Linked DNA regions of Mus musculus: region 1 is linked to region 2. The links are chromatin loops, found by intact Hi-C in ENCODE. Cell type or tissue: left cerebral cortex. All regions are shown on one strand.

Region 1 (5,000 bases), 220 kb after region 2:
AAACCTTTGTATAGCAGTTTTCTCTGAACTAAAACATTCCCTCCAGGAGGGAGATTAACTCCACATCACCTGTCTAGGGAAGCAGAAGGTTTCTTGAAGGCCCCACCAAGCATTTGGTGAGTAAACATCTATTAGAGAGGAGACTGGGGAACCAAGCTAGAGAAAGATTCTTGGACCTGTTGAGCTGCCTATAATTTATACTGAGAGCTCTGGGGTTGGTGAGTTCACACCTATACTAGTGAGCTTTTTTAGCAATGTATCAGCTACTGAGTAATCTCTGCTCCTGTAAATAACTCATCTATATCCAAAGAAAAACTCATTGGTTTACCAAGTCATTCTTTGGTGCAATCAATACTCTGGTCTGCCACTAGTTCCCCTTTTGTAGTGAATAGATTTGTGTGTGTTGCATCTCTCCAGGTAAAGTCTCCCACATACCACCAGGAGGGTTTGGAATGAAAGACAACCATCAAACTAGACTACTATACCCAGCAAACCTGTCTTCATTGGCTCAGCTGGTAAAAGCACTGAGTGCTCTTCTGAAGGTCCTGAGTTCAAATCCCAGCCACATGATGGCTCACAACCACCTGTAATGTGATCTGACGCCCTCTTCTGGTGTGTCAGAAGACAGCTACAGTGTACTTATGTATAATAAATAAATCTTTGGGCTGGAGCGAGCAGGGGCTTAGAGAGCAGAGTTGACCGGAGCAAGCTGGGCTGACTGGAGCGAGCAGAGGTCCTAAAATTCTATTTCCAACATGAAGGCTCACAACCATCCCTGTTACACATCCCTGTTACAGTATACAGCTACAGTTTAAAATAAAAACAGTAAAAACAGGATAAAGGAATTCATGGCCAGTAAGTACAGAAGATACTTGAAGAAATCCTTCAGACTGAAGAGGAAGACAAGTATGTGAGGCCACAAAAAAAAAAAAAATTAGCAATATTTGAATAAGCAAGAAAGGAAAAGGTAAACAACAAATACTACAGAATTAATAAAAGAACTTAATACACATCTTTCAATGGTCTTAATTCCCCAATCAAAAGACACAGACTAGTGGATTAAAAATCAGGATATAACTATGTGTTGCCATCAAGAAACATATCTCACCACAAAAGGCAGATGCTATCTTGGTATGAAAGAACGGAAAAGGTATTCCACACAAATGAAACAAGGAAGCAAGCTCTGATGTTTTAGTACCTAACAAAGTAGACTTCAAGTTACTGACTACTGACCGAAAGAACAATCCTTCAAGGGACATTGCAATTTTGTGTGTGTGTGTGTGATTAATTTACTTATTTTTTATTTATATGAATATGCTGTAGCTGTCTTCAGACACACCAGAAGAGGGCATCAGATCCCACTACAGATGGTTGTAAGCCACCATGTGGTTGCTGGGAATTGAACTCAGGACCTCTGGAAGAGCAGTCAGTGTTAACCACTGAGCCATCTCTCCAGTCCTGGGACATTGCAACTCTAAACATAGGTACCAAACACAGGAGCATCTGGCTTCATTAAACAAAGATATCTAGATATAAAGTCACAGATTAACTCCAGCACAAAGTGAGTTACTTCAAAAGCCCACTCTCACAACAGGCGATCCCTGCAAAAACCAGAGAAACATCTCAAGTGACATCCCAGATCTAATGGACTTAACATACATCCACAAACCATTCTATCAATACACTTCAAAATACATATTCTCAGCAGCCTGTGGAACTTTCTTTAAAATCAGTTATATTGTTGGAATACAAAGCAAGTCTTACATATAGCAAAACAAACAACCCATTGTATTCTATCTGATCACAGTGCAATAAAACAAGAGAAACTGTAAGCTATGCACTAACTGGCGGAGTTACATACTATTGAACAGTGAATTGGTCATTGAAGAAATAAAGAAGGAATGAAAAACATTCCTCTGATGAAAATGAAAAGGCAACATTCCGAAGTGTCTGGGAATGGAAGTCAGCTGGAATGGAAGTCAACGCCTTGGGTGGCACCACTTTTGAACTGTGCTGTTTGAGCTAGCTGGATGTTTTTCTGGGTGTCACTGGGATGGCAGAACTTAATGACTGTCCCCTCTGCAGAAGAACGGGACTCTATCAAGAACAATGACCTGCAGAATTTAGCCAAAAGGCTGGGCCTCTGGGCTAGCTTGGGTGAGGCGCATTGTTAAGAGTCTTGAAAGCCCACCTGAATCCAGAATCAGAGAAGGAAAATGCAAGCCATTCGCCTGTGATAAGCCTGAAATACAAATTAACAGTGAGGAGCCAGCTGAGAGGGAACCAGCTGGTGATGTCACCAAACCGAGGAGAAAGCCCAAGACAGTCCACAGAATTCCTAACTTCCAGGATCATTCAGAGATAAAAAGTGATCCTACAACATTTCAGAATCAAGAAAAGCAGGCAAATCAACACCTCAGAACTACAAAGGTTTCTTTTCTGCCAGACCAGAGCCAAGAAGACAGAATTGCAGCTTCCTCCGGAAAATGAAATACATGACACTAAACGTCCAAAGAGGCCTTTAGAGACAAGATCACGCTGCATGGGTGGGTTTCCCAGACACGGAAACAATAAAAGGACTGCAGCCACTAACTTAAGTTTCCTAAGACTCCTTTAAAGAACAATGGAGCCCTGGTAGCTGGAAGGTGGCTCAAGGGTTAAAGGCACTGGCTGCTCTTGTAGATGTCCTGAGTTCAATTTCAGCAACCACATAGTGGCTCACAGCTTCTCTAAAGTGATCTGATGCCCTCTTCTGGAACACAGGAGTACATGCAGACAGAGTTCTCTACATAGAGTAAATACATCTTTTTTTTTTTTTTTTTAAACAACAGGAAAAAAGAATCCAAAGAAACAACACAATTCACTTATATCACCCTTGGTGGTGATCTAAAGAGAACAACTCTCTGACGGAATGGGTACGCAGAATTAGATTCCACTGGAAAACTTACAAACCCTCATCTCTAGACCAGGGAGGAAATGTGAGCAAGAACCAAAGGGGAGGAACAGAAAGGGTCTGGAAGCTCAAAGCAGCCTGGTTATGGTAAAAGCCCTTACTGGGGCTTTTATTCATTCACTGTGGATTCATTTAGTCCCAACTAACTAGTTTTATTACTGTAAATGTTCTGATACTCTTCCTCTACTTTAGTCAAAAGCTTTTTCCTACCATAACTTTGTCATGATTTGTGGAGTGCCTGTTCTTCATGTGCTATGGCTCCCAGAATACATTATCACCTTAAAGATCATAACTGAAGTGGTTTTCACCTAATCTTCTCTTCAACTCCGTTTTTCTTTTTTTTTAAAGATTTATTTAGTTAATGTATGTGAGTACACTGTAGCTGTACAGATGGTTGTGAGCCTTCATGTGGTTGTTGGGAATTGAATTTTTTAGGACCTCTGCTCGCTCCAATCAACCTCACTCACTCTGGTCAACTCTGCTTGCTCAGTCCCAAAGATTTATTTATTATTATACGTAAGTACACTGTAGCTGACTTCAGATGCACCAGAAGAGGGCGTCAGATCTCATTACGGGTGGTTATGAGCCACCATGTGGCTGCTGGGATTTGAACTCAGGACCTTTGGAAGAGCAGTCAGTGCTCTTACCACTGAGCCATCTCACCAGCCCATCAACTTTGCTTTTTAAATGAACTTTCCTTCTTTGGATTCTTTTTTTTTTTTTGGTCTTTTGAGACATGGTTTCTCTGTGTAGCCCCAGCTGCCCTGGAGCTCAATTTGTAGACCAAGCTGGCCTTGAACTCACAGAGATCCTCCTGCTGGAGCACCACAACCAAGGACACAATCTCAGCTTGTCCTTGGGATTCTTCACATCAAGGTCCTGCTAGTTCTTTTTTTTTTTTTTAATAGATTGGTTTTTTATTAATGACTCTTCATTGCTCCTGTAACAAGAAGAAACCTCTCTCCTTTGTTTTTTCTGTATATGAGCTCACTATAGCTGTCGTCTTCAGACACACCAGAAGAGGGCATCAGATCCCATTCATTATAAATGGATGTGAGCCACCATGTGGTTGCTGCGAATTGAACTCAGGACCTCTGGAAGAAAAGTCAGTGCTCTTAACCACGGCGCCATCTCTCCAGCCCAGTCTTGCTAGTTCTAACAAAGATGACCTTCACCCTTTTCTGAACAAGAGCATTTCCCTCATGGCAGCAAGCCATAGCAGAAGCTTAGCAAGAGAAAGTGAGGTAAAGATAGAAAAAAGAGACTGGAGAGGCCACCTCTTTGTTCACTAGTCGGAAAATCTAAATCAACTTATTTAAGTCTTATTGATTTAGTTATGGATCAATATTTTATCAAGGTGGAAAGTGCTTCAGCTTATAAGAGTCTTGTTCAGATCACTTCATGTCATTGCTAACTGTCACTCATAATAATCTTAAAATAGAATTTTTCAGCTCTCCCTACTTGTTAAATAAAAGCCACAGGGCAGAAGGTGTGCCTCAGTTGTAGTGCACGCCAGACCCTGAATTTGGCTCCTGGTATCACCAGTAACAAAACTGAGAATACAACTGTAAGAGTTACCATCTTTGTCAGACATATCTCACGAGTTGTAAGGAGAGATGAGAGCTGCTGGCTTATCTTTTTGTTCTTTGCTCTGCCATGTGGAGATTCTGAGTTGTGTATAATGCCTACAGTTTTCATAACCGTTTTTGCACTGTGAGGGGAGAACAAATTGGGAAGAGGAGCTGGAGAGATTGCCACAGTTAAAAGAACATTCTCCTCTTGCCATGAACCTGAACTCAGTTCCCAGCACCCATGTCAGGCAGCTCACAACTGCCTCTAATTGCAGCTCCAGGGAATCTACAAACAGAGCATGATCCCTAGCAGAACTCTAACATACTTTTTTAAAAAACTGACCAAGTGACTGTTAGATGGCTGCTCCCCAAAAAGGTATAAACGTTTCTCAATGAAAACTGTGATGGGGCATGGGGAGAATGAAGAATCAATGGTGGTGCATACCTTGAATCTCAGTATTCTGGAGGTGAAGGAA
Region 2 (5,000 bases):
AAGTGATGTCAGGCAGGAGACATGACACAGATATGGCTGCTGATCCTGATGGACCAAGAGAGATTTGCTGGGGACTGAGGCTGTACTGAGTAGCAGAACACTTGCCTGGTATGCACAAAGCCTTGGGTTGTGTTCCCAGATGCACAAAGCAAGAACTAAACACTATTTGATGGACTAGGGATGTTGTTCCATTGTAACAGTACCTGCCTAGCATGCACAAAGCCCTGAGTTTAGCACCATATAAAGTCAGGCTTGGGCTGGAGAGATGGCTCAGTGGTTAAGAGCACTCACTGCTCTTCCAGAGGACCTGAGTTCAATTCCCAGCAAACATATGGTGGCTCACAACCATCTGTAGTTGGATCCGATGCCTTCTTCTGGTGTGGCTGAAGACAGTGACAGTATATTCATATATATAAAATAAATCCTAAAAAAAAATAAAGTTAGGCTTGGTGGCACACACCTGTAATCCTCGTGCTTGGGAAGCAGAGGCAGAAACATGAGAAGTTTAGGGCTATCCTTTTCTGCAGAAGGGATTTGAGGCCAGCCTGGATCTTTATCTCTTTCTTAAGATGGGGCTTCAGGCTGTGTCACCTATGTCAGCAGCTCTTCTCCAGCCTGGTTTCTGACTCAGAGCTGTGGGGTGGTGCTCTGGTCTATAGTGTGTTTGTCACTGTGGTCTCCTCATAGGTCACATACAGGACACTTGAGCCCAAATATAGAAATGACCCAGTCAGGCTTGAAGCCCGAAGAAAAACAGACCATACCTCTCTCTGCAGCACAGTCACTAGGGAGAGGTTCTTTTTTTGCTTCCCAGCCTCCCTCAGAAGTGTTTCCTGCACCCCTGGCTTCGCAGGGAGGTGGGCCCCTCATACAGTAGGGCTCAAATTTGAGGGGTGCTGTGGGAGGCATAGGCTGCTCTGAGATCTTGAGTAGACCCTAAGGAACGTGAATGAGCCCTCTACCCCAGTGATATCCTCCTTGAATCCGGGCCTCCTGGCTCTGGATCCACAGTAAAATACAGTCTGATGTTGAGACAGGTTAAAATGGGTTTCTGAGGCTAGAGAGATGCTCAGTGGTTAAAAGCATTTACTGGGCTGGAGAGATGGCTCAGCAGTTAAGAGCACTGACTGCTCTTGAGTTCAATTCCCAGTAACCACATGGTGGCTCACAACCATCTGTAATGGGATCCGATGTCTTCTTCTGATGTTTCTGAAGATAGCTACAGTGGTGTATGCATATACATAAAATAAGTCTTTTTTTTTTTTTTAAAGCACTTACTGCCCTTGCAGAGGACCTAAATTTGGTCTTTAGCACCCACATAGTAGTTCACAGCCACTAGTAACTTCAGATGCAGGAGATCTGATGCCCTTTTGGCTCTGCAGGCACCGGCCATGCACATGGTGCGCACACTCACATGCAGGCAAATCACTCATCCATATAAAATATCTAACAAAAAAATTGTTCAAGGAGCTGGAGAGATGGCTCAGCAGTAGGAGAACTGGCTGCTCTTCCACAAAATCCAGGTTAATTCCCAGCACTCACATGGCAGCTCACAACTGTCTGTAACTCCAGTTTCAGGGGATCTGATGCCCTCACAGACATCCATGCATAGTTACAGATAGACAGACAGGCTAAACACCAATGCACATAAATCTTTTTAAAATGGGCACAGAAGTGGGCAGAGGCACCTGCTTGTAATCTCAGCATTCCCATACAGACATTCACACCACTAATAATAAACAAAAAATTTAAATAGGAAGAAATGCTTTTTAATTCAAAGAAGCTTAGTGGATAATGGATTAAAAATCCCAGAGGAATATAGTTCACTGAAAGCCCAGATTCCTCTTCTTAAAAAATGTGTGTGTGTGTGTGTGTGTGTGTGTGTGTGTGTGTGTTGGAGGGGGGAGGGGAGAGGCTCATTCAGTTTCCCTCCCATAACTCTTCTTGGAAAAACTATCTAAATGCCCCAGATTTTGATCCTTTCCCTGGAAGTCTCCTACCTACACTCTCTGCCCTTCAACTTGGGTTACTCAGCAGAGATCTACGGGTTCCCGCGGGTATCAGACTCATCGGAGGCAAGTGTGACAGTGTAGATTCCTGGTTCATCTGGGACAGAGATCTGATTTAGGTCTCAGGTGGGACTGGCTTATTTTCACCTGAATTTCTTTGGGAAGGGATTAGGAACGCTTGCAACAGTGCGGAGTCACGACCACCAGAGGGCGCTGCGGGCCGGGCTACACAGTTGCGCTTTGCGATCTTGTTTCTCTAGGCAGGTTGTCATCCAGGACTTGTTTGACAACAGAGCCGGGTGAGGCCTGTGCAGGTGAGCGGGAGCTTCCCCAGAAATCCAATTACCGGAAAGAGTCCAGGATGGACCTTGATTCTTGCTCACGCGTTGGGCTGGGAACAGGTCCCTGGGTTTCAGCTGCTTACCCTAACCTGAATTCAGGTGGGAAACCCGGGAACCATCCAGGATTCTGCTCCGTGGGCCTCATGAAACCCAGCTGTGAGTCACCTCGGAATGCCTAGGGAGCAGCACATAAAGTCGGCTAGCTCGGGATGGATGCCGGCCCGCTGTACCCTGCTTCCCGGAGCTGTGGTTAGCTTTGGTGATTCATTTCCCCTTCTGCTGCCCCAGAGGGGGCGCCGCCCTGGTTTGAGAGGGGGAGAAAAGATCTGGAGTGGAATGGAGGGGGAACAAGATGAGGCAGCCTTAAGGGACCACGTGGTCTAGCTCCGTTGAATTCCAAGATCTCAAGGAGACCTTTGTGGTCTGGGATCAGGTGATGTGGTATGTCTCACTTCAACGCCCTGCTTCTCGACGATGGCAGACAGCTTGGGGACGGCTCTGCAGAGTGCCCAGGGTTTCCAGCACTGGATACTGGTCTTTTTAAGGAAGGCTCTACTTGGCGCTGGAGACAATCCGGATTCCGGTTGGTGGCTGGTACAACCCACACTCTCCACTAAGGGATTCGCGGCCGCAGCTGCGCAAGCCAAGTCGGGAGGCGCAAAGGCTGTGGGAGGGGCTAGACGTCCGCCGGGCTCCGGGGCTGGTACTCGTGGGCGGGGCCCGGGCTGAGCCCAACTTTCCGGGTGGAGCGCAGCTTCGGTAGCGGCGGAGAGGGCAGGGCCGGGAAGCGCTGAGCCGCGCGGGACTCGGGAGGGACTAGAGCCCGGCGCCCGAAGCTGCCAGATCCACCGCGGGAGCCGAGCGGCAGCCAGAACAGCCAGAGCATCCTGAGAGGCTGCAGCCAGTCCGAGCTCGCGATTCCGCGTCCGCCGGCCTATCGGCGTCTATTCCCGGTCCAGTAAAAGGCTAAAGGGGGCTGGGGGAGGGGAGCGACGGCTGCAACCTCCGTTCCCACGCTCGGAATATTATCGACCCTGCCAGACCTGGTCCGGGCCTGAGCACCAAACACGCAGGCGGTCGGGGTCAGTCAGTGACCTCATCCTGACAGTCTGGGGACCAAAGATGGAAAAAGACAAACGGATTCGGTGTGAAAGCATCGCGTGAGCTTAGGGCGCGGAGAAGAGAGAAGGCCTCCCCTGGTGCGGGAGGTGCCCAGGGCTTACGAGGCCTGGGTGGACACCAGCCAGTCCGGCATCTTAGCAGCCACGACCTTCTTCCCTGACCAGAATTATCGGCTGGCTCAGAGTCTAGCACCTGAAGTGTTGCCCTCTCCTGTCCGAGGAATCAGGACCAGGCTCAGCGACTCCCTGGAAAGCCTGCCTCCTGCCCCAGCCCCACTGGTGCGGATGTGCCGCTGCCCACTGGAGCACCATGAAGGCATGATGACCTCAGCCGAAGCAGTTGCTGTGGCTGGAAGTGCCCAGGAGCATGGCCGCCCCAAGTGGCCTCCGGACAAACCCCAGGTCCTTGGGCAGCCTGCTCCGGCGAGAGTGGTTGTGGCAGCACTGGTGTGGCTGTTGGCGGGAGCCAGCATGTCAAGCCTCAACAAGTGGATCTTCACAGTGCATGGCTTCGGACGGCCCCTGCTGCTTTCAGCACTGCACATGCTGGCAGCCGCCCTGGCATGCCACTGGGGGGCCCAGCGCCCCGTGCCGCACAGCATCCACCGTCGAGTGCTGCTGCTCAGCCTCACCTTCGGTACCTCCATGGCGTGCGGCAACGTGGGCCTGAGCACTGTCCCCTTGGACCTAGCACAGCTGGCCACCACCACCACACCACTGTTCACAATGGCCTTGTCTGCGTTGCTGCTTGGCCGAAGACACCATCCTCTGCAGTTTGCTGCCATGGGCCCGCTCTGCCTAGGGGCTGCATGTAGTCTGGCTGGAGAGCTCCGGGCACCTCCAGCTGGTTGCGGCTTCTTGCTGGTGGCCACCTGTCTGCGAGGCTTCAAGTCTGTTCAACAAAGTGAGTGCCTGGGTCTCCACCTGAGGAGGTGGGGGGTGTGGCCGTGATGTTCCTGGGAAAGGGGAGGGGGCAGTGATCCTCTTTACAGGCAAGGCTCAGAGAGTATTCAGTGAGTTCCGGCCTCAAACTTAAGCCTTAGAGGCATAGTTAATAACAGTTGTTGGTGAAATGTTTCTATAACTCGAGAATCCTTTTGTTCCACCGCATCCTACTGCCTCTCGTTGAAGCAAGCACACTTTATTATCCCCACTTGACAGCCGTGCAGAGCCTGGGCCTTGTGCCAGTAAGCAACAGAGGCAAGATTTGAGAGTGGCATTCAGACTCCAGGCTGTCTAAGCTGTGTGTCCTAGGATTAGGAACTCAGAAGGCCAGGGAGTATAAACTAGGGAAGAGAAGGGAACGCAGAAAGGCCTTAAGCTGGTTGGGAACACAGGGGTTTCTCAGAGCTTTTACCAGGAGCTACAGTGTGCTGAACTTGGTTCTGGGTGCTGATCATAGGTTGTCATGACAATGTCCATCTTTGTCTTCATGTCACAGGCGATGGAATGAATAAGAGAGCATTTTACTGGGGCAGAGGAGGTTAGGCTGTCCTGCTGAGAAGCTCAGGTCGGCCTTAAACTTATGA

Evidence for each region. Peaks named below come from ENCODE experiments on the same cell type or tissue, not always from the same donor. Only the 100,000 strongest peaks of a DNase experiment are listed, where the experiment ranks them.
Region 1: it touches region 2 in a loop (2.1-fold over the local background); 3 of 42 quality-filtered maps call a loop at or near these places.

The regions. Positions count from the first base shown.
Region 1 is chr11:3,695,393-3,700,392 of GRCm38, reverse strand. It overlaps the pseudogene Gm16518. Among named protein-coding and RNA genes, the nearest start is that of Gm51881, 44 kb to the left of the region's middle. In left cerebral cortex, CTCF peaks have their summits at 623 (motif pointing left), 2,767 (motif pointing left) and 3,993 (motif pointing right); a DNase peak (open chromatin) is centred at 2,701.
Region 2 is chr11:3,911,944-3,916,943 of GRCm38, reverse strand. It overlaps Slc35e4 (solute carrier family 35, member E4), which reads left to right and starts at 2,280. Exons shown (of 2, transcript NM_153142.3): 1 at 2,280-4,375. The coding sequence starts at 3,757. In left cerebral cortex, CTCF peaks have their summits at 2,194 (motif pointing right), 2,965, 3,791 and 4,027; DNase peaks (open chromatin) are centred at 3,889, 4,204, 4,246, 4,637 and 3 more places; H3K4me3 peaks cover 2,969 bases; H3K27ac peaks cover 2,925 bases.